2 separate regions of the Homo sapiens genome follow, and region 2 is linked to region 1. A link is a loop called in an ENCODE intact Hi-C map of the cell type or tissue named here. Cell type or tissue: heart right ventricle. All regions are shown on one strand. Links, peaks and the distances in the headings refer to the core of each region. The heading gives the core; the rest is flanking DNA.

Evidence for each region. Peaks named below come from ENCODE experiments on the same cell type or tissue, not always from the same donor. Only the 100,000 strongest peaks of a DNase experiment are listed, where the experiment ranks them.
Region 2: it touches region 1 in a loop (2.4-fold over the local background); 28 of 110 quality-filtered maps call a loop at or near these places.

Annotation. Positions count from the first base shown.
Region 1 is chr2:43,077,313-43,087,000 of GRCh38, forward strand. The region is part of intron 2 of LOC107985876; the gene reads right to left. It overlaps LOC124907756 (a long non-coding RNA gene), which reads left to right. Exons shown (of 2, transcript XR_007086299.1): 2 at 1,880-6,788. Among named protein-coding and RNA genes, the nearest start is that of LINC02580, 20 kb to the right of the region's middle. RefSeq lists enhancers at 3,151-3,853, 6,096-6,862, 6,863-7,629, 9,179-9,688. In heart right ventricle, for the core only: no CTCF peak of the experiment used is centred there; DNase peaks (open chromatin) are centred at 5,359, 6,169, 6,533 and 6,939; H3K27ac peaks cover 4,260 bases.
Region 2 is chr2:43,026,752-43,036,439 of GRCh38, forward strand. It overlaps LINC01819 (long intergenic non-protein coding RNA 1819), which reads right to left. Exons shown (of 6, transcript NR_110585.1): 3 at 8,304-8,401; 4 at 4,384-4,550; 5 at 2,163-3,226; 6 at 1,102-1,434. Among named protein-coding and RNA genes, the nearest start is that of LINC01819, 7.9 kb to the right of the region's middle. RefSeq lists enhancers at 1-252, 253-1,068. In heart right ventricle, for the core only: no CTCF peak of the experiment used is centred there; a DNase peak (open chromatin) is centred at 5,650; H3K27ac peaks cover 2,153 bases.

The DNA of each region.
Region 1 (9,688 bases), core at 2,362-7,361:
AAAAACCTCAAGCCTCCCAGGAATTCCACTCCTACTTGTCCACCCAAGAGAAATGAATGCATGTGTGCATGACTAGGTATGCACATGAATGCTTTATTCATAGTACCTCAAACTAGAACACCCAAATATCCATCAGCAGGGGAGCTAAACAAATCGTGGCATACTCATATAATGGAACACTACACAGTGATTAGAACACAACAACAAAAAGCATCTGCTACACACAACTGCATGGGTGAATCTCCCACGCATTATATTGAGTAAAATAAGCTGGACATAGACAGACTGTTTGATACCATTTGTATGAAGGTCAAGAACAGGTTAAATGAATCTAGGATGTCAGAAGTCAGACTAGCAGTCACCACTAGGGATGGTATTGACTGGAGAGGGGCACAAGGGAACCAGCTTTGGAGCTAGAAGTGTTTCAAATCTTGATCTGGTGTTTCCATGGGTCTAGACACACATGTGGCTATCCATCGAGCTGTACACTTCTGCTTTGTTAATGCTATTGTATGTAAGTTACCATGAGGAGGGACCAAGTCACAAAGGATCTAATCCATGCAGAAAGGCAGAAAGGAGGATAGCTAAAAGGAACTTGCAGGGTTTGGGGCAGGAGGGCCAGGGAACAAGAATAGAGTGGAGCTAATAGTGGAAGAGAAAGCTTAGAGCATTCTCCCCAGAGACACTGAGCACCCACCTAAGGAGGGGCTGTTGGGAAGGATGAGGCAGGGACTAGACCTCCAGCAGACTCCATACATTGCCAGATCAGGTCAGGCTGCCCATCAGTGGGTTTCCTACACAGAGCTGGTGCCTCGAGACTGGAACCCAAGGTGGAAGCAGATCTCAGTTGTGTACTATCTACCCCTCATTCCTTCTTCCCTGCCCACAGCTGTAGGACCAAGAAGAGGCTGAGCCCCAAGTCCCTTTTAACTCTAGTTAACAGGCAAACTCAATCTGCCCAAATGTGCTTAAATAAAAAGTGTAAAGGAGAGGGCCTTGCTTTATCCCCAACTAGACTCCTGGATAGAGACTCTCGTAAGAGAATATTCTGGAAACCTGCAGGCTGGCTCACTACTCTCTGAGCCTCTTGACGATGGTCTGTGGGCCCATGGGTGCAAGAACGCATGTCCAGGTGTGTGTCTGCCTGTGAGTACTGTGTTTTCCTATAATGGGGTCCTCAGAGTTATGGCCACATCCCCCAGCCCCTCCTCACTCTGCTCTTTTGCCTCTATTTAGAACCCCTGCCCCTCCTCCCTGGATACCCCTGGTCTTCCAACTGCCCCTGACCCTCCTGCCTCGGCAGTGGAGTCTGATGACCTTTTCCCAATGATGTGGAGAGGCCAAGCCCCCATCCATCTCCGGACTTTTTTAAAGGAAACCAGGGAAGGCAAAATGTAACCTTAAGTCTTGCTTTCAAGCACCATGTCGGCAACTCAGAATTTCACCATGCTGTGGGTCTTGCAGGCTGACTGTGAGCACCTGGTGGCATTCTGAGGGCATTCTTAAGGGCACAGCACCCACTCCCAGCCCTGAAGCTCCTAAGGAGGGGCAGTCCCAGCATCTCTATGAGGGACCAGATGAGGCCAGTGAGGAGAAGCTGCCAAGCCACAGGCAGCTCTGGCCACATGGACCACATCTGCCTCTCTGGAATGACGGAGGGCACTGGGGCTCCCTTCCCCAGGCCTAGCCTTGTCCCTCTCTCCTCCCCTGGGCGGCCTCTGCTCCAGCCAGGCCCATTTCCTTACATGCCCTCAACAAGCCATTGTCAGACCTTCCCCATCGGTCCCCACCCAGCAGCAGACGTGCATTGCACATTCACTGCGGTGCCATGTGAATCAGGTTCCCATGAATAGGTGCCCTCACTGCACTCGCTCCACAGGTGAGGAAACCTTGGTGGAGAAATCGAGCAGCTTCCCTGAAGTCACACCACTGACAATCAATGGAGTCAGCATTCAAAAGACCCAGCTGATCAAACGGGATGCAATCAAGAAGCCAGCCAAAACCTGAGAGTGGGACTCCAGAGCCGGCCTCACCAACCCCTGATGGTCTGTTAACTCCTGCCCTGGAGCCGAGCATGTCCTTTGGTGGGAAACTATGGAGTGTGGTGGCCAAAGGCACTGGCCAAAGAGCCTAGCTGCCTGGGTTCCTCTTCCAGTTCCTCTTCCTGTGTGGATGCTTGAGTGCGTTACCCAGCCTTCTGTGCCTCAGTTCCCTCCTCTGTATCACATGAAGGTGCATGGATGGGACTAGGTGGGACAGGCACTCCCACCCACTCAGAGCTCCCAAGTCCAACTACCTCACGGAAGGCCGCCTTTGTCCTTGGCCCCACACTGGGTCCAGTCTGTCGCAGTGGAGTGCAGGCCTGTGGTACAATGCAAGGCGACCACATGTAGTTCCTGCACCAGAGAGAGCCATGGGATGGGGGGCTGAGTTAAAAACTCATAGACCCCTCATCAACACAGTGGCCAGCACATGTGCAGCCCTGTGCCAGGGACCCTGGAGCTTACCACCCATGCTCCTCCAGCCCATCTGGAGCTCCTGCCCCCAACCCCAGCACCCTATTTATCTATAGCTACTGCACCCTGGAATGCACCCTAATACATTTTCCTGGATCTCACCTGTGAATTTCCCCAGTTAGGCTGTGAGTACCCTAAAAGCAAGGACTCTAGTTTCCTCATCCTCCATCTTTGATAAAGGCTGGTCTGGCCGGGCATGGTGGCTCACGCCTGTAATCCCAGCACTTTGGGGGCCGAGGCAGGCAGATCACGAGGTCAGGAGATCGAGACCATCCTGGCCAACACGGTGAAACCCCGTCTCTACCAAAAAAAAAAATACAAAAAATTAGCCGGGCCTGGTGGCAGGAGCCTGTAGTCCCAGCTACTCAGGAGGCTGAGGCAGGAAATGGCGTGAACCTAGGAGGCGGAGCTTGCAGTGAGCTGAGATTGTGCCACTGCACTCCAGCCTGGGTGACACAGCGAGACTCCATCTCAACAACAACAACAACAAAAAAGGCTGCTCCAGACATCAGGCCCTCAAAACACACTTGAAATGGATGGAATTGGGTTTGGGGGCTTAGCTACTATAACTTTGGAGTGGTACGTTAAATATTCATTCTTACTAGAGGTGGAAAAAGGAACAGTATGGAGGGACTGGATGTGGACTTGGATGCAAATGTATGCAAACCACTGTGCAATGATATGCAGATGTGCATCCTGGATCTGTGGGAAGGAGTTCTATGACTTCAGAACCCTGGTTCTGGCGGGCTTTGCTCTCTGAGGGGCTCTGCCCCTGCTGGGGATCTTGCCATCTCGCATGGCAATGCTGACAGCTGGCTGCCGTGCGGCATTCTGGCGCCAGTGGAAACCATTTGGGGATCCATGTCATCTTCTGATCCTCGGTGAAGCAGCTCCCACCCACCAGGGCAGATGAGCCAACAGGAGGCTATAAAGACAGAGGCCTGCATGAGGAAAGGCTGGCGTGTAGCCAGAGCTGGAGGCTCCTGGGTTCCAGGGACACAGCTCTGGGGGAGCACGGAGCGTGGGACCAGGGAGGAAAGATCACACTTGGTCTCATTTCCAGCTCTCTGCTGTGGCCACCACTGGGGAGCCCATGGCTGCCTGACACTCCTCACCACCACTCCCAGCCCTAGGCCGTGCTGCCCACCAGCCGTCAGCCAGTGCCCTGCATGGCAGGCAGGCCATGGTATCTGGGAGAGCTAAGGGCTTCCTAGCACTGTAGCCACCATGTATGGGGCACCCTCTCTGGCCAGGCACCGTGACCAAGCACTTTAACCATATTATATCACTTAATCTTTGACAGCCCCACCAGGTAGGCAGTACTCTTACGATCCTTATTTTATGGATGAAGAAACAGAGGCCAGGGTCATCCAACCTGCAAATGGTTGAGCCGGGATTCAAACCCAAAACTGTTAGACTCCAAAAGTGGCCCTCTCAACTGCCACTTCCTGCCTCCTCTCCCACACCACAATGGCCACTGTGTACCCGGTTCCCATGAGGGACATTTGGGGAGGGGGACAAGTCCAGGGTTGAGAGGGGGAAAGTTCCAGTGTAGTGCTTGGGGTTCCCCGCCCCATGCAAGGTAAGGTAAGCTGGCAGCCACCTAATTGAAACACACACCCCCACCACACCCCCGCCACACCCCCCTGCCTCACCTAGAATGTCCCCCACTCAACTACTGCAGCACCTGGAGTCCTGCCATTAGAACCTCATGCTTGTTTTAGAGAATGCTTTTTCTGTGGGACAAGAGCTGTTGTCTTTAGTCTCCTATTTTAAAAGACAAATCCTCTTGGAAGGCAGGAGAGGCTGAGGTCAGCAGGGAGGTCCTAGAGAAATGTATGCAAAAGCCAGGAGGGCCCAGAAGGCAAATTCTGTGATCAAATTCAGTGATGTTATGGCCCTGGGATGAGGATGACAGTGAGGGTGACCCTTGGCACCCTACCTAGGGCACCTGGTACTCTTTCCCACCAGTTGCACATCATATTCCACACCCAGCAGACCCTCAATCAATGGCATTCTAATTAGTCATAGCAGGAGGGTAACCCTAAGAGATGTAGCAGAACTGCAATTTTCACCCCACTTTAGAGTCCAGGAAACTGAGGCCTAGAGAGGCTGTGAGTAGCTCCAACTTGACAGTGGGTCAGAGAAGAACCAGATCAGTACTCAGGAGTCCAGAGTTGGTGGTTGGAGGGGGTGGCGTGCAATGAGAGGCTGGTGGGTGGGGTCATGCATGGCAATGCAACCCTGGAGGCCCCATCTCCTTCAGAGAAGTCAAGGTGGTGAGGTCAAGGGGAAGGGGAAGGAGGACAGGAGCAGAGAGGTGATGTGAGGGAAGCAGGGTGGGCTGGCAGGGGCCGAGAACCCCAGTGCCTGGGAATCTTCAGGGGCTCTGCGAGGCGGCCCAAGGCCGGGGTTCCCACAGCGGCAGGTGGTCACCAAGCGGGCCAGGCCGGACAGGGCTGGCACCGACTCTAGCAGGGGTGGAGGTGCCAGCTCTCACCCGCCAGCCGGCCTGCCAGCTGGGGAAGCTTCATTAGAATTCCTCAGCCCTCCAACCCATTTCCTTCCTGGTGAACAGGACAGCTAATGGCCCCAGTTGCCTGCTGCCAGGGTGAGGTGGGTCGGGCTGGCAGCTTCAGGCCAGGCTGGGGGTAGCGGTGACCTCTAACAACCCAGGAAGCATGCCTCTCCCCTGCCCTGGGGGAGGGAGCAGCCCACAGTGTGACCCGAAATTTCCCCAAGTTAAAGACCATCTGCCTGTCTGTCTATCCATCCCCCCAGGGCCCAGGGGGCTGGTGAGTGTGGACAGACAGACACAGGCTGTGGGAAGCTGCAGTGATTAATGAGTGATGAAAACCAGACTTCGTCAGGATGGGGGTGGGGACATAGAAGCAGAGAGAGGTTGTCTGTTTTATGCTTGGCTCAGCTCTAAGCCCACAGCTCAGGGGAGGAGGGTGGAGGCAGCTGAGGGCAGTACTGGGCCCTGGCCTCAAAATCCCAGTCCGAGCATAGGGCCCCAGTTCATAGACACCCCCCTCATCCCCCAGTACCTCCTTCAGCCTCTGCCCTGGAAGGTTTCCCTAAGAGGAACTAGCTTTACTCCCAAATCCCAGGGACTTGCACTGGCCCTCAAATACCATCCATCCCAGAACACCCCAGAAGCCATGGGGAACAGCAGGGAAAACAGCCTCACCAACCCTCCAATCTTCTTGTCATGGGGCCAACGATTCTGGGGCCCAGAGCCTGAAGGTCCTCTCACCCTTCACCCCGACAAACACATGACCACTCCCACATTCCCAAACTCTGCCCCCAGGACCTGCTGAAGTCAAGCAGATTTTTCTCAAATGTCAAGGACAGCAAAAGCTACTTCTAAGAGGATTCAGCTCAAACCTCCAAACCTGCAAATAGACAGTCAGGATAAACCCAAGCAGGAGAGAGGCTTGCACAACCACTGCTTTTGGTCCCCACCCGACAGACACCTTGAGGGACCTTGGCAACATCCTCCTCCCCTGCCCGAAAATATTCCCACACTGGCCCATCTGCTCCAGGGCCTTGGATTCCACCATTCAACCCTGACCTCCCTTTGCAATACTGAACTCGAAGACTCTTGCCGAGGTTTCAAGTGTGTCCCCGCTCCCAGGGCCTGGGATCTGGCCAGGGAGGGCTGGAAAGAAGGAAATGCGCCACAGATGGAGGAAGTAGCTTCGGCAAGGTGAAGCACAAAGGCAAACTTTGCTGACAGAAGACTCTTGCTGCTGGCCAACCAGGCCTGCCTGTCATGAGAATCAAAATTGTTTTCTTTTGTCGAAAAAATATTTCCAAGGTAGTTCTTGTGTTGTGCTCAGGCACGTGGGTAAGGAAGCAATAGTGAGTGCTTCCTTCTTGCCTGCCAGGGACCTTGTGCATATCTGTTGGCTCATTGCATCTTAGAAACTCCTGAAGAAACTGAGGCTTGGGGAGGTTGCCTGCCCCCACGCACCCCTCAGGGACTAAGTGACAGAGCTGAGATCCCCAGTCGGCCAGACACAAAGCCCTCCTACTTTCTGAAGCCCCACCCTGCTGGGGAGGGAGAACTGGACGCCATCTGGGAAGAATTAAGGAGGTTTTTAGAAAAGGCCTCTGCAGGAATGAGAAAACCTTCATTAGGGCTTTTTAATCAATAAAGCAGGAACAAAACCTCCCTCCCTGCAAACATTTCTGGACTCCTAGGAGATGCCCAACTGTGCCCAACAAATGATTCAGAAAACGAGTATAAAATTCAAAAAATCCCCATCCCGACAAGTCAGAGAATGCTTTTTACTGGATGTTGGGGAGGGGAAGCCGAACCTCATGGCTCCTTGGATCTCAGTTCCTGTCTCTTGCCTTAACAGAGCCCAGACTTGTCATCTGAGAGGAAGGGGGAGGCTGAGGTCACTGCCCTTCTCTGGTTTCTGCCAAGAGCTCTGCTCTTCTCCAGGGAGGTGGCGGGGCTGGGATGGCTTTGTACCCTGCAGGCTCCAGCAGGATTGCATCTGCTGAGGTGCATCTTAGAAAGGGGAGTGTGAGATGCAGGTCCCCCACCTCTGGTGCTCCTGGCCAAGGCTGAGTGCCTGTGGTTCCTTTGTGGCCGTTCAGGTGGGAAAAGCGTTTGTGATACCAAAAAATCAGCTAGGCTCAGCCCTGAGCCGCAGCTGGGCACCTGCAAACCGAGGGCCTCACTTAGCCTGTCCCATCTGCAGAGGGAGTCGTCAGATGCTTCCCAAAGACCTTCTCAGGGTTAAATGAGAAAGTGGAGTATATTCGTTTTCTATTGCTGCATCACAAATTATTACAAAGCAGCTTAAACACTACCCATTTCTTATTTCACACTTCAGGTCAGAAGTCCAGGTGGGCTCAGCTATAGTCTCTGCTTAGGGTCTCACAAGCTGAAAATCAAAGTGTGAGCTGGCTGGCTCCTATCAGAAGCTCTTTTCCAGAAGCTCTGGGAAAGCATCTCCTTGCAAGCTCATTCGGGTTGTGGCGGAATTCCACTCCTGCAGTTGCAGGACTGAGGTGGCGGTCAGCCAGGGATCTCTATCAGCTCCTCGAAGCTGCTCTCTCTCGAGTCCTTTCCACATGGTCCCCTCCTTCTTCAAGTCATCAAAGATGTATCGAACCCTCCCTCACACTTCACATCTGTGACTTCCTCTCCTGCCCCCAGCCAGAGAAAACCCTCTGCTTCTAAAGGGCTCGTGTGATTCGATTAGGCCCCTACCAACTCATCTTTCTTTTCTTGGACTCAGAGTCAACTGATTTCTATCCTTAATGATGTCTTTGAAATCCCTTTGCCATATAATTTCACATGATCATGGGCTTGATGTCTTATCATGTTCAGGGGTTCGGATGGAAATATTGGGGGCCATATTTAGAATTCTGCCTACACGGGAAGCAAAAGTGCTTTGTCACCTCTAAAGTGCCAGACTTAGGCTCTCATTAGAGCCTAATGAGGGTCTAACCCTTAGGGAGGGTTTCCTTCCCTCTGCCCCAGGAGCGCAAAGGAAAGGGTGACACTGGATTAGGGGTGGCTGCCTGTGGCCCCTGCCCCTTCCCCTCCTCCTCCTCCTCCTCCTCTTGAGCCTACCTCTGGGCTTTTCATGACTTGGAGAGGGAGCCCTGTCTCAGGACCCCAGGACTTAATCTGTCCGTCACCTTCCCCTTCCAGATCTTCAGCCACTCCACACCCCCTGCAAGTTCCTTCCTGGGCTCTGCCCTTCCTTCATACTCTCTGGGTACCACTCCTTCCCGGGATCTACGACGGCGGTCTACACTCGCCTGCTCCCATCTCTGTCCACTGGAGCCTGGCGCCTACCAGCCCCCACTGCCTGAATCTGTTCTCCCTCCCTTATCCCAGTGGACACCTTCCAGGCCATCTCTGCCAGGCCTTCCTGTGATGGCAACCATAGAGTCTGTCTTGTACCTGCGGTATTATTCCCAACACCCACCCGGGTGCCAGGAGCATAGCAGACACTCTAGCAAACATTCGTCATTGTTTGTCTGCATCCACGTATCTATGTGGTCCACGTGCTAATGTGCTCCCCTGCCTGCCCCAAACCTGAGGATACGTCTCCTGCTGCCGCCTCAGCAAGTGACACCCATGTCACCCTCTCCCTCAGCCCGAGGGCAGTGACCACAGTGAGAGGAAGCATGAGTGTGGGTCCATCAGGATAAAAGGCCAGCACTGAGTCTGTTTCACGCCCCCTGCCCCCACCCCACCACACACGTGCACACACCACAGGCTCTGCGTTCTCCTTGGCCTAACGCTGGGGAGGGCAAGAGCCACCACCCACCAGCTTTCTACCCTTCACTATACCTGGGCCTCAACTCAGCTGGCCTCTCTAGGAGTTACTTGTGCTGGCCTTAATCTTTTTTCTTTTTTTTTTTTTTGAATCGGAATCTTGCTCTGTCGGGAATACAGTGGTGCAATCTCGGCTCACTGCAACCTCCTCCTCCCAGGTTCAAGTGATTCTCCTGCCTCAGCCTCTCAAGCAGCTGAGATTACAGGCACCCACCAACACATCCAGCTAATTTTTGTATTTTTAGTAGAGACGGGGTTTCACCTTGTCGGCCAGTCTGATCTCGAACTCCTGACCTCAGGTGATCTGCCCGCCTCAGTCTCCCAAAGTGCTGGGATTACAGGCGTGACCCACCACGCCTGGCCAATCTTTTTTCATTCCGTCCCTGCATTTAGGCCTATGTTCTCTTCCCCCAGAGACCCACCCACTTCCTCTTGGGGAGTCCAGCCGAGGACAGTGTGGCTTGAAGAACATTCTAATCCCAGCCCGAGAGCTCTGAGAGAAAAAATGACTACAAACCCTGGAATGTGAAGCCTGCTGCTTCCTGCAAAGCATTTTGAATGAAACACGTAACCAACAGCTGCAGCACAGAGAATGGAAACTCTGAGGAACGTCATGGCTCCAGGTTCCAAATAGCAGGGTTGTGAGCAGGACAGGCTCTTCATTTCAGCCCAACCTGGACACCCTCAGCAGCACCCCTCCCTGCTCTCCTTCCAGGAAGCGGGCCCGTCATGCCAAGGATGTGCCGCTGTTGCTCGCTTATTCCAAACACCCCCGGCCCCCAACACAGCCAGACATCCCCGTGTATAGGGGTGAGGCCCCCTTCCCACTCACCAGCCCCCAGAGACATTGAGGACACCC
Region 2 (9,688 bases), core at 2,693-7,692, 50 kb before region 1:
CCCCTAAACCCCTGAGCCTCCCTCATCCCCACCCAACCGGCTCCACATCTAGCCCCCGCCAGACCTCAGGCTTGTGTCCACTCTCCCTGAACGCTCCTCTCTGGCTCTCCCTCAGTCCCCTTACCCCTCTGGATTCCCGTCCTGTCACGGCCCCCACTCCTGGCCCCAGAGGCTGTCTGTCTCTTCCTGACTGTGGGGCTCCACCCTGCTGGCTTCAGGCCCCCCAGCCCTCTCCACATGTGCGAAAACCACATGCATGGGCTCTCTTCGGCTCGCCACAGAAAGCCCAACAGCAGGACCCAGAGTGAGGAGGATCACGCACGTTAGCCCAGCCGGGCCAGTGCTGGGGGGCCTGAGGGCACTGCCAGCCCCCCAGATGCCTTACAAAGCCAAACTCCCATCGTGGTCAGCCTCACATCTGGGATAAGGCTGGAAATTCCAATGGCTCTCGGCTGCTAAGAAATGTGTTGAATCTTCCCAGAGATTTGGTGGAAGTGGGAAGCATTGTGTGGTAGGGGTGGGGCCACTCCCGCCATAGGACTCCCAGAGCTCTGGGGAAGTCCAGATGGCACAATGTGTCCACAGTGGCTGTGTTGGTTCCCCCCACCCCCTCTGCCTAGCTCCCCGCCCGCTGAAGATGAAAGGTGCCCAGGGCCAGGGTGCAGCTCATTTCTCGCTGGCACCCACAAGTCTGTCTACTGGTGTGCATGTGAAACTCTGACGTTTCTGATAGAGACTTGAGTTATTTTTTCCTGGAGAGAAAAATGTTGACATGACTTTGGAGGATTGTCTGCCTAGAAAATCCCCAATGCACGAAGAAGACAAGTTCCTCCCCTTCTCACACACGCACCCCTGCGCACTCACGCACATTCCCTGGAGGCCCTGGTCTGTGGGCCTCCTTGGGGCCTCACCTCCGCCTCTAGCCCACGTCCATCCCGTGTGCGACAGGATTCCATAGAGCTGGGGCCTGCAGGGTCCCGGAGCAGGATCGGCCGCTGGCTAGTTCTGCGTCTCTAGGTGGAACCTATACTTATTAGGTTTCTGCAGCTGCTGTAGCAAATCGCTACTAACCAAGGGCCTTAAACAACACACGTTTATTCTCTTACAATTCTGGAGGCCAGCAGCCCTTAAATCAGTCTCAATGGGCTAATGTCAAGGTGTCGGCAGAGCTGGTTCCTTCTGGAGGCTCCAGGGGAGAATCCACTTCCTTGCCTTTTTCAGTGTCTAGTGGCCACCTCTATTTCTCAGCTTGTGGTCCCTTCCTCCATCTTCAAAGAGCATCACTCTAATTTCGGATTCCTTCATCGTGTCACCTTCTTCTCTGATTCTGACTCCTTCTGCATCCCTCTTCCAAGGACACTGAGATTAGGTTGGGCACACCTGGGTTATCCCCATCTGGAGATCCTTGATTGCACGCGCTAAGTCCCTGTTGCCCTGTTAAGAGAACATATTCACAGGCTCTGGGGATAAGGATGTGAACGTGTTTGGGGGCCATTGTTCAACCTTCCATAGCCAGTGTCCCTCTCAGGGCCTCAAGCTTCAAGGGACAGTCTCCCTGGGCCTCTTCCAGCTCTGATGCTAAAACAAGAGTCTCTTGCCTTATCGGACGTCTGGTCAAATGGGCACGGCCCCTCCCCTCTCTACTCAGTGCTGAGTCCTGGGACTCGTCAGAATGGAGGTCCTCTCTACCCTGCAAGCAGCCCCAGGAGTCTGATGCCCTGATCTGGGGCCCTCAGCCCTCAGCCCGTGCTGAAGGAGATCCTCCATCTGTGAAGAGTTAACCCCAGCCCAACTTAGTTTAGGATCTTAATTTCAACCTTCCCTAAGGCAGAGTCCTCCTCTGCCCACCTGTGATGTGGGGAGAAGAATCCTAGACCCTACGCAAGGCTGCTGGGTAGGGAGTGGAGATCTCTGAATGGGAGAGGCAGGGCTATGAAACTCACTCCTAACAATAATCCACGTTGGCTTAAACTCCCAGAGCTCAGGCCACCCAGGCACAGCCTGGCCTCCCCAGCAGTGTGCTGGGCTCTGGTCCCTGAAGTGCCCAAGAGCCCTTTGGAAGCCATGTGAGGCTGTTTACTATGGCAGAAGGGCTTCCTAGGGCAGATGGTACTGTGCTTTATGCCCAGAAACAGTAAAATGCTGAGTCTACCTACACATACCTATGGGAAGATGCAGCCACAGTTTGGTTCATGTTTTTCCACTGCTTAACATTTTTTCACTCTTCTCTCCTGGATAGCTCTCAGGCATCACCTCCTCCAGAAAGTCTTCCTTGAAGTCTGCGGAAACTAAATTCCCTCCTTGATGCTCCCTAAATCCCACAGACAGGTTCATTGTGTCCAGGTGAGGAACGGATTTTGTCCTCTAGACAAGAGAAAGCCACTCACTGCCTTGGAGGTGCTGAGAGTAGGAGAAGAGCAGTGTCTGCTGAGATGGTGCTGGGCTCTGCCAAGCCTGCCCTCCCGGAGGACCCTCACCCCACCTCACCTCTCCCGCAACAGGAGGACCCAAGGCCAGGAGGGAAGACTTTATGATCTTGAAGAGTCAAAGCTTCTTGTCCCTGGGAGTAGGTCAAATCGCCTTCTCTTATCACCCAGATGTTGCTGCCAAACTGCTACAGGACCCAGACCTAGGTGGGTGGCCACCTCACCCCCAGAGTGAGGTACCAGGTACCAGTGGGTCTACCCTGTATGCCAGACTGAAGGTCAGGACAAAGCTGGAACCAGCTGTGTGCAGCTGGAGGTAGGGCAAGTGTGCCTAGCTCTCTGGAATCTTTGCTTTCTCTGGTCAGATTATCCCAGCAGGGCTCCAGATCTCACCAGAACCCTTTAGTGGCTCCCTCTGCATTTCCTCTATCCACTGCTCACCAAAATAACCTTTCCTTGCAGAGGAAGGCAATAATAGCGTTTCAAGGATTTCCCATTGCACTAAGGACAAAGGTAAAAATTCTTGCTATAAAACTCTGATGGCTGGCGGGGCATGGTGGCTCACACCTGTAATCCCAGCACTTTGGGAGGCTGAGGTGGGTGGATCACTTGAGGTCAGGAGTTCGAGACCGGCCTGGGCTACATGGAGAAATCCCGCCTCTGCTAAAAATATAAAAATTAGCCGGGCATGGTGGCGGGTGCTTGTAATCCCAGCTACTCGGGAGGCTGAGGCGGGAGAATTGCTTGAAACCAGGAGGTGGAAGTTGCAGTGAGCCGAGATCGCGCTGCTGCACTCCAGCCTGAGGGACAGAAAAACAAACAAACAAACAAACAAACACAAGACCCTGATGGTCTGACCTTGGCCATCTTCAATATCAGTTGCTGCTCCTGAGCCCCTCCTGCCAGCTCAGTCCCTGCAGCCACACTGGCCCTCATTGGGTTCCCTGGTGTCCATCCTCCCCACCTCAGGGCCTTTGCAACTCCTGCTCCCTTCGCCCAAAACACTGTCCCCACTCCCACCTTACCTCCAGTTTCCATATGGCTCTTATTCATCCTTCGGGTCTCAGGTTAAATGTTTCTAATGCCTCTGTCTAAATTAGAACTCCCCCCAATCCCATTCTTAAACTATCCTATTATTTTTCTTCCTAGCACTGACCACAATTGTAATCGATTCATGGTGTTTTCTATCTTTCTCCCCTACGAGGCTATAAACTCCGTAGAGGTAGGGCCCTCTCTGAATTCCTAGTATTTTAGTCCAGGGTCTGCGGTTATCAATAGTGCCTAATGCATAATTGCTGATTATCCATGAAGGGTCACCCCACTGAACGCCTACCATGTACCAGAAACTCCTGGGTGCTGGAAGGAGCCAAAGAGGCAAGAAGCCACAGCTCATCAGCCTTGCAGGGCAGATGTGTCAGCAAGGGCCACGTGCTGGAGTGGCGGGGGGGGTGCCAGGGCAGTCAGGTGATCAGACTCTGCTTTTTAAGAGTGGATGGACCCCCAGAGACCACCCAATCTAGTCCATCTAAAAGGGTGTTGGGGCCCCTTTCAGAGCTCTGGGTGGTGGCACTGGAACCAGAAGCCCTCTCTCCTGGTTGTAGCTCATGCCCTTTCCATGAACCCCCTGCCTTGATGATGGCCATGTCTCAGCCACCTCTGTGTCCCCAGCTACACAGTGACTGATGTGAGGGGAGTGAGCAGGGGGCAGCTGAAGCCCTGAGACAGAGAGAGCCCACCAGAGAAGTGTCCAGAAGGCAGCTTGTGCTGGCATGACAGTTGGGTCATGTGCTGGCCTGACTCCGGAGCTGGGGCCAGGTTTTCTCATGATCCCTTCCACGGCAGAGGAGTCAAGAGAAAGATCTGGGCCTGAGTCCTGGCTCTGCCTCTTATTAGCTGTGTGTGTGGCCACTTTGAGCTCCCATTTTCTCACCAGCAAAATGGAAACAATTGGGCACACCTCATAGGTTTGTTTTGAAGACTCAACACGATGATGTATGAGGAGTCTACAGTTCTGCAGCTGGCCCCCGGCGCTCTGTAATGAATGGTGGCTGCAGGCGCAAGTTTTCATCATCCCAGCCCCCTCGCCCTTCCATCTTCTCACTCCTGTTCTATGGGCTCAACCGTCTGGAATCAGGAAAGCAATCTGATTAGTCAGATTTCGCACTGATTCCAGCCCAAGCCTACCCAAAGAGATTCTGATTGATTCCGTCTAGGATGAGTTCTAAAACTCTTTATTTTTATTAATCTTTTTTTTTTTTTTTTTGAGACAAGAGTCTCGCACTGTCACCCAGGCTGGAGTGCAGTGCAGTGGCGCTATCTCGACTCACTGCCACCTTTGCCTCCCAAGTTCAAGCAATTCTCCTGCCTCTGCCTCCGAGTAGCTGGGGTTACAGGTATGCACCACCACACCCAGCTAATTTTTGTATTTTTAGTAGAGACAGCATTTCCCCATGTTGGCCAGGCTGGTCTCGAATTCTTGACCTCAAGTGATCTGCCCGCCTGGGCCTCCCAAAGTGCTAGGATTACAGGCGTGAGCCACTGCACCCGGCCATAATCTTTATTTTTTAACAAACATCCTGGGTGATCCTGATGTTTAGCCAAGTTTGGGAGCCACTGGAATAAGTGATGATGAAATTTTATTTTAATAAAAGCCAACTTGTGCCCTTGAAAATAGGGGTTTGCCTCTTCCCATGGTCCCTGGAACCAACCACAGCAAGTAGGGCCCCCTCACTCCCCATGGGGAGGGTGGCATTCCTTCACAGCAGCTCTAATGGACGGAGTAGGGGTGGCACCAGCTGTGTCCCCTCCTGCAGCTGTTTCAATGCCATGGCCCAGTGGAAATCACTGCGAAAGTCATTCTCCACATCTCCCAAAGCTGGACCAGGTGGCAACTGGCTGGAGGAGCTGATCCCACCAGACAAGAGGCCTCTGTGAGCCAAGGAAATACACCCACCCACCTCCACTCAGCACAGGGCTCCCCCAGATCCTGCCTTCCTCAGCCAACAACTGCCTTTTGTCCCAAATCAGTTCATCCCCCTTGACTGGGAGATGTCTTTGCTCTGCATCAGGAACAGCTCTTGCTTCTCTGCACGCTCACTCAGGGCTGTTGGCTTTGGGAGGTGGTCAGGGCTGGATTCCATCTCGGCCCAGGGACACCCCCGGGCCTGGAACAGAGCTGCTCTGGGAAAACACGGGTGGAGGGGGATAGGGAAGCTGTGCATTGCGGCCTCTGCAGACTCCACTCCTCCCTGAGAATGACAGTGGGTGGGGCTTTCCCTGCCTCAGGTAATTCAGCTTTTTATGAGCTGCAGGGAGACGCAAAGCAGGGATTTGGCCCAGGAAGAGAGGAAAGGCACTGAATGAGAGAACAGTCCTTCGCCAAGGACACAGGACTGTTGACGTGGGAGAGATGGGCGCAGCCTCTGGACCTGCGCCACGACGAGGAGGAAATGGTTTTCACTGAAAAACAAAGTTGAAAAACAGTTTACTGAAGGGAAGAGAAAGAGGAAAGGAAAAAAAAAAAAACCACCTCAAACTGTCTGATCATCAAAATCACCTGGGCAGCTTGTTAAAAATACAGATTCCAAAACTCATTCCAAGTCAATAAAATATTATTCTTGGTAGCTCTGGGCTTCTTTTCCTTGTGGTTAAAAAATGCAGGTTCCAACTCAGCCAGCTGGAAGACCCTTGGGCGAGTCGGTGTCTGGGTTGAGGGGAAGCAAGACCTATGGAGTCAACACAACAGATTATGTTTCTAGTTTTCTAGTTGGATTTGGGGGAGAAAGGAGGGAAGGAGACACAACAGGCTCAGGAAAAAACTCCTAAAAGCCACTTCCCTCCAGGCAGGACGGTCTTCCACTGGCTGAGCCTGTCCAATCCGTGTCTCCTTTCTCGGGCCAGTCTCCTGGTGAATCCTCACTCTCCCGTTTCCTCCTCTTCTCCCCTCCCACCATGGGGCCCTTGTCACCCGTGGAAGTCTGAGTGATGCCCCCACAGATGTTCATGTCTTTAGGCCCAGAATCTGTCCATGACACCTCGTATAGGGCTTTCACCTGTGATTAGATTAAGCCTCTTGAGACGGGGACATTATCCTGCGTGATCTGGGTGGACCTCATGGAATCACAAGGGTCCTTCTGAAAGGGATGTAGGAGTCAGGCAGAAGGTGACCTGATGGAGGAGCAGATTGGAGTGGTGCTCTTTGAAGATGGAGGAAGGAGCCACAAGCCGAGAAACTGAGCCAGAAAAGGCAAGAAAACAGATTCTTTTCTGGAGCCTCCAGAAGGAACCAGCCCGACTGACACCTTCACGTTAGCCCAGCGAGACTGATTTTGGGCTTCTGGCCTCCAGAACTGTAAGAGAATAATGTGTGTTGTTTAAGCCCCTCAGTTTGAAGTGGTTTGTTACCATGACAGCCGCAGGAATCAAATGCCCCCGACCTCTATCCTGTCCACTTTACCAGCCCGGCCCCTGCCAGGGTCTCCCGGGACCAAATGCTTGCCGGCCCTGGGCCCTCCTTAGAGCCTGTCTCTCTTGGCCTCCCATCAATATGTGATATTTTCTCCGTTGGTCGTTCTTAAATCTTGTGACAGCCCACTCCACTGGTGTTCCTCATGCCTTGATGCTCCTCCTTAGCCCCCTTCCAGCACTTTCCAGCCCCACCTCTTACCCCACCTTCAACATGGCCATGTGGCCCAGGGTCCTCTTCTGAACCCTCTTCTCACTCTCTGCTTTCTCTACTTCCCAGTGATAATCCCAGATCAAGGCCATGGGTCCACACCCTAATAACGATGGGTCCCTTATGCTCTTCTCAGCAAACAGGTATTAATATATTCCCTGCCTGTTGAAATCCAATTCACCTGTTCATCCCTCAATGCCCCACTCAAATGTCACCTCCTCCAGGAAGCCTCCCCTATCTGTCATGCCATATGCTTGTTAACAGTGTCCATCCGTCGACCCCATGGGATTGTGTGCCTAATTTATAAATTGAACTTAGAAGCTAGGATCTACAATATTTTGAGACATAGAGAGAAAAACTATGCTCACATAACTTTCATTGCAGCATATTGTTATAATTGATCTATTTTATTATTGTTGTTGTTCATCTCTTACTGTGCCGAATTTATAAAATCAACTTAGAAGCAGAGTCATGACCTAGTCAGCCCTGGACTCTCAGCACCCGGCACAGTGGAACCCAGCTCTGGGACATGCTCTCCCTCCTCACTGCCATAAACACCTGAGCAGGTGTTGGAGCTGTGGAAGCTGCCCTCTGCCATTCTGCTGCCTTCTGGCCTAGGCCAGGCTGTCACAGTGGGGTTCACTTCCCTTAAAGAATCATAAGAATAGATGTCAAGTTTCCATTCTGGCCACACTGGCCTCCTGACTCCTACTCCAACAGGCCATCCCCTGATGTCCCACCTGGGACATGAATCATTCCTCTCTCCAGCGTATCCATGCTGTGGCTGCCACCCACCTGCGTGTCCCTTAGGGGCCATCTGTCAAGGTATCATGGTGCTTGTGTTCAAGTAACCCTTGTTTTACCTTGTAATGGCCCCAAAGCACAAGAGTAGCAATGCTGGAAATTTGGATGTGCCAAAGAGAAGCCGTGAAGTGCTTCCTTTAAATTAAAAGGTGGAAGTTCTTGACTTAATAAGGAAAGAAAAAAAGTGTATATTGTGCCAAACAATGAGATACTATGCAGCCATTAAAAATTGTATTTTCAGGCTGGGCATTGTGGCTCACACCTGCAATCCCAGCAATTTGGGAGGTCAAGGTGGGCAGATCGCTGGAACTCAGGAGTTCAAGACCAGCATGGGCTACAGGGAGAAACCCCCGTCTCTACAGAAAACACAAAAATTAGCCATGCACGGTGGTGCACACCTGTGGTCCCAGCTACTTGTGGGGCTGAGGCTGGAGGATCACTTGACCCTGGGAGGTCGAGGTTGCAGTGAACCACGATTGCCCTGCTGCACGCCGGCCTGGGTGACAAAGTGAGAGACCCTGTCTCAAAAAATATACATAAATAAATCAAATAAAATTGTATTTTCAAAGACTATTTTAATGACCCAGGAAAATTCTTATGATATAATTTATATGGAAAAAAAAATCAAGATTTTAGATCTCAGATCTTAGCTCAGGTAGCTAGGATCTACAATATAACATTTTGAGACACATGGAGAAAGACCATACTCACATTACTTTTCTTGCAGCATATTGTTATAATTGATCTATTTTATTATTGTTGTTAATCTTTTACTGTGCCTAATTTATAAATTAAACTTTATCATAGGTATGTATGTATAGGAAAAAACATAGTGTATACAGGGTTCAATACTAACTACAATTTCAGACACCCACTGCGGGGCTTGGGCCATGTCCCCTGAAGATAAGAGGGGACTACGGTAACACAATTTATCAAAAACACATTGCTCCCAGACACCAAGAACTTTGCAGGGATTCACATCCTTTTACTTCATAATCCCACTTCTAGGACTTTATCCTAAAGAAATAATCAGAGGCTGGGCACGGTGGCTCACGCCTGTAATCCCAGCACTTTGGGAGGCTGAGGCGGGCAGATCACCTGAGGTCGGGAGTTCAAGACCACCCTGACCAACATGGAGAAACCCCGTCTCTACCAAAAATACAAAATTAGCTGGGTGTGGTGGCACATGCCTGTAATCCCAGCTACTCGAGAGGCTGAGGCAGGAGAATCACTTGAACCCAGGAGGCAGAGGTTGTGGTGAGCCGAGATCATGCCATTGCACTCCAGCCTGGGCAACAAGAGCGAAACTCCATCCCCCCCGCCCAAAAAAAAAGAGAGAAAGAAATAATCAGAGATGTATGCAAAGATGTATGTGTAAGAATGTTTATTAAATTATTATTTAAAATAATGAACAATTTTGAAACAGTTCACATGCCTAACACTAGGAAATTGGCTTAGTAACCACTGTACCGTACAATAGGATACTATGCAGCCATTTTACATCGTATTTTCAAAGAATATTTTAATGACCCAAGAAAATTCTTATGATGTAATTGATATGGAAAAAGATCAGGATTTTATATATACTATGTGTGTATGCACATGGTATTACCTCAGTTTCATTTAAATGTGTATGTGTATAGCAATAATGGTTATCTCCATTTAGTGTGATTATTATGGAGTATTTTCATTTTATTTCTTATACTTTTTCAGATTTTCCATATTTTTTACAATTAGCCTATATTTAGATTACAGTTTTTAATGCTATTAGTTTATTTTAATG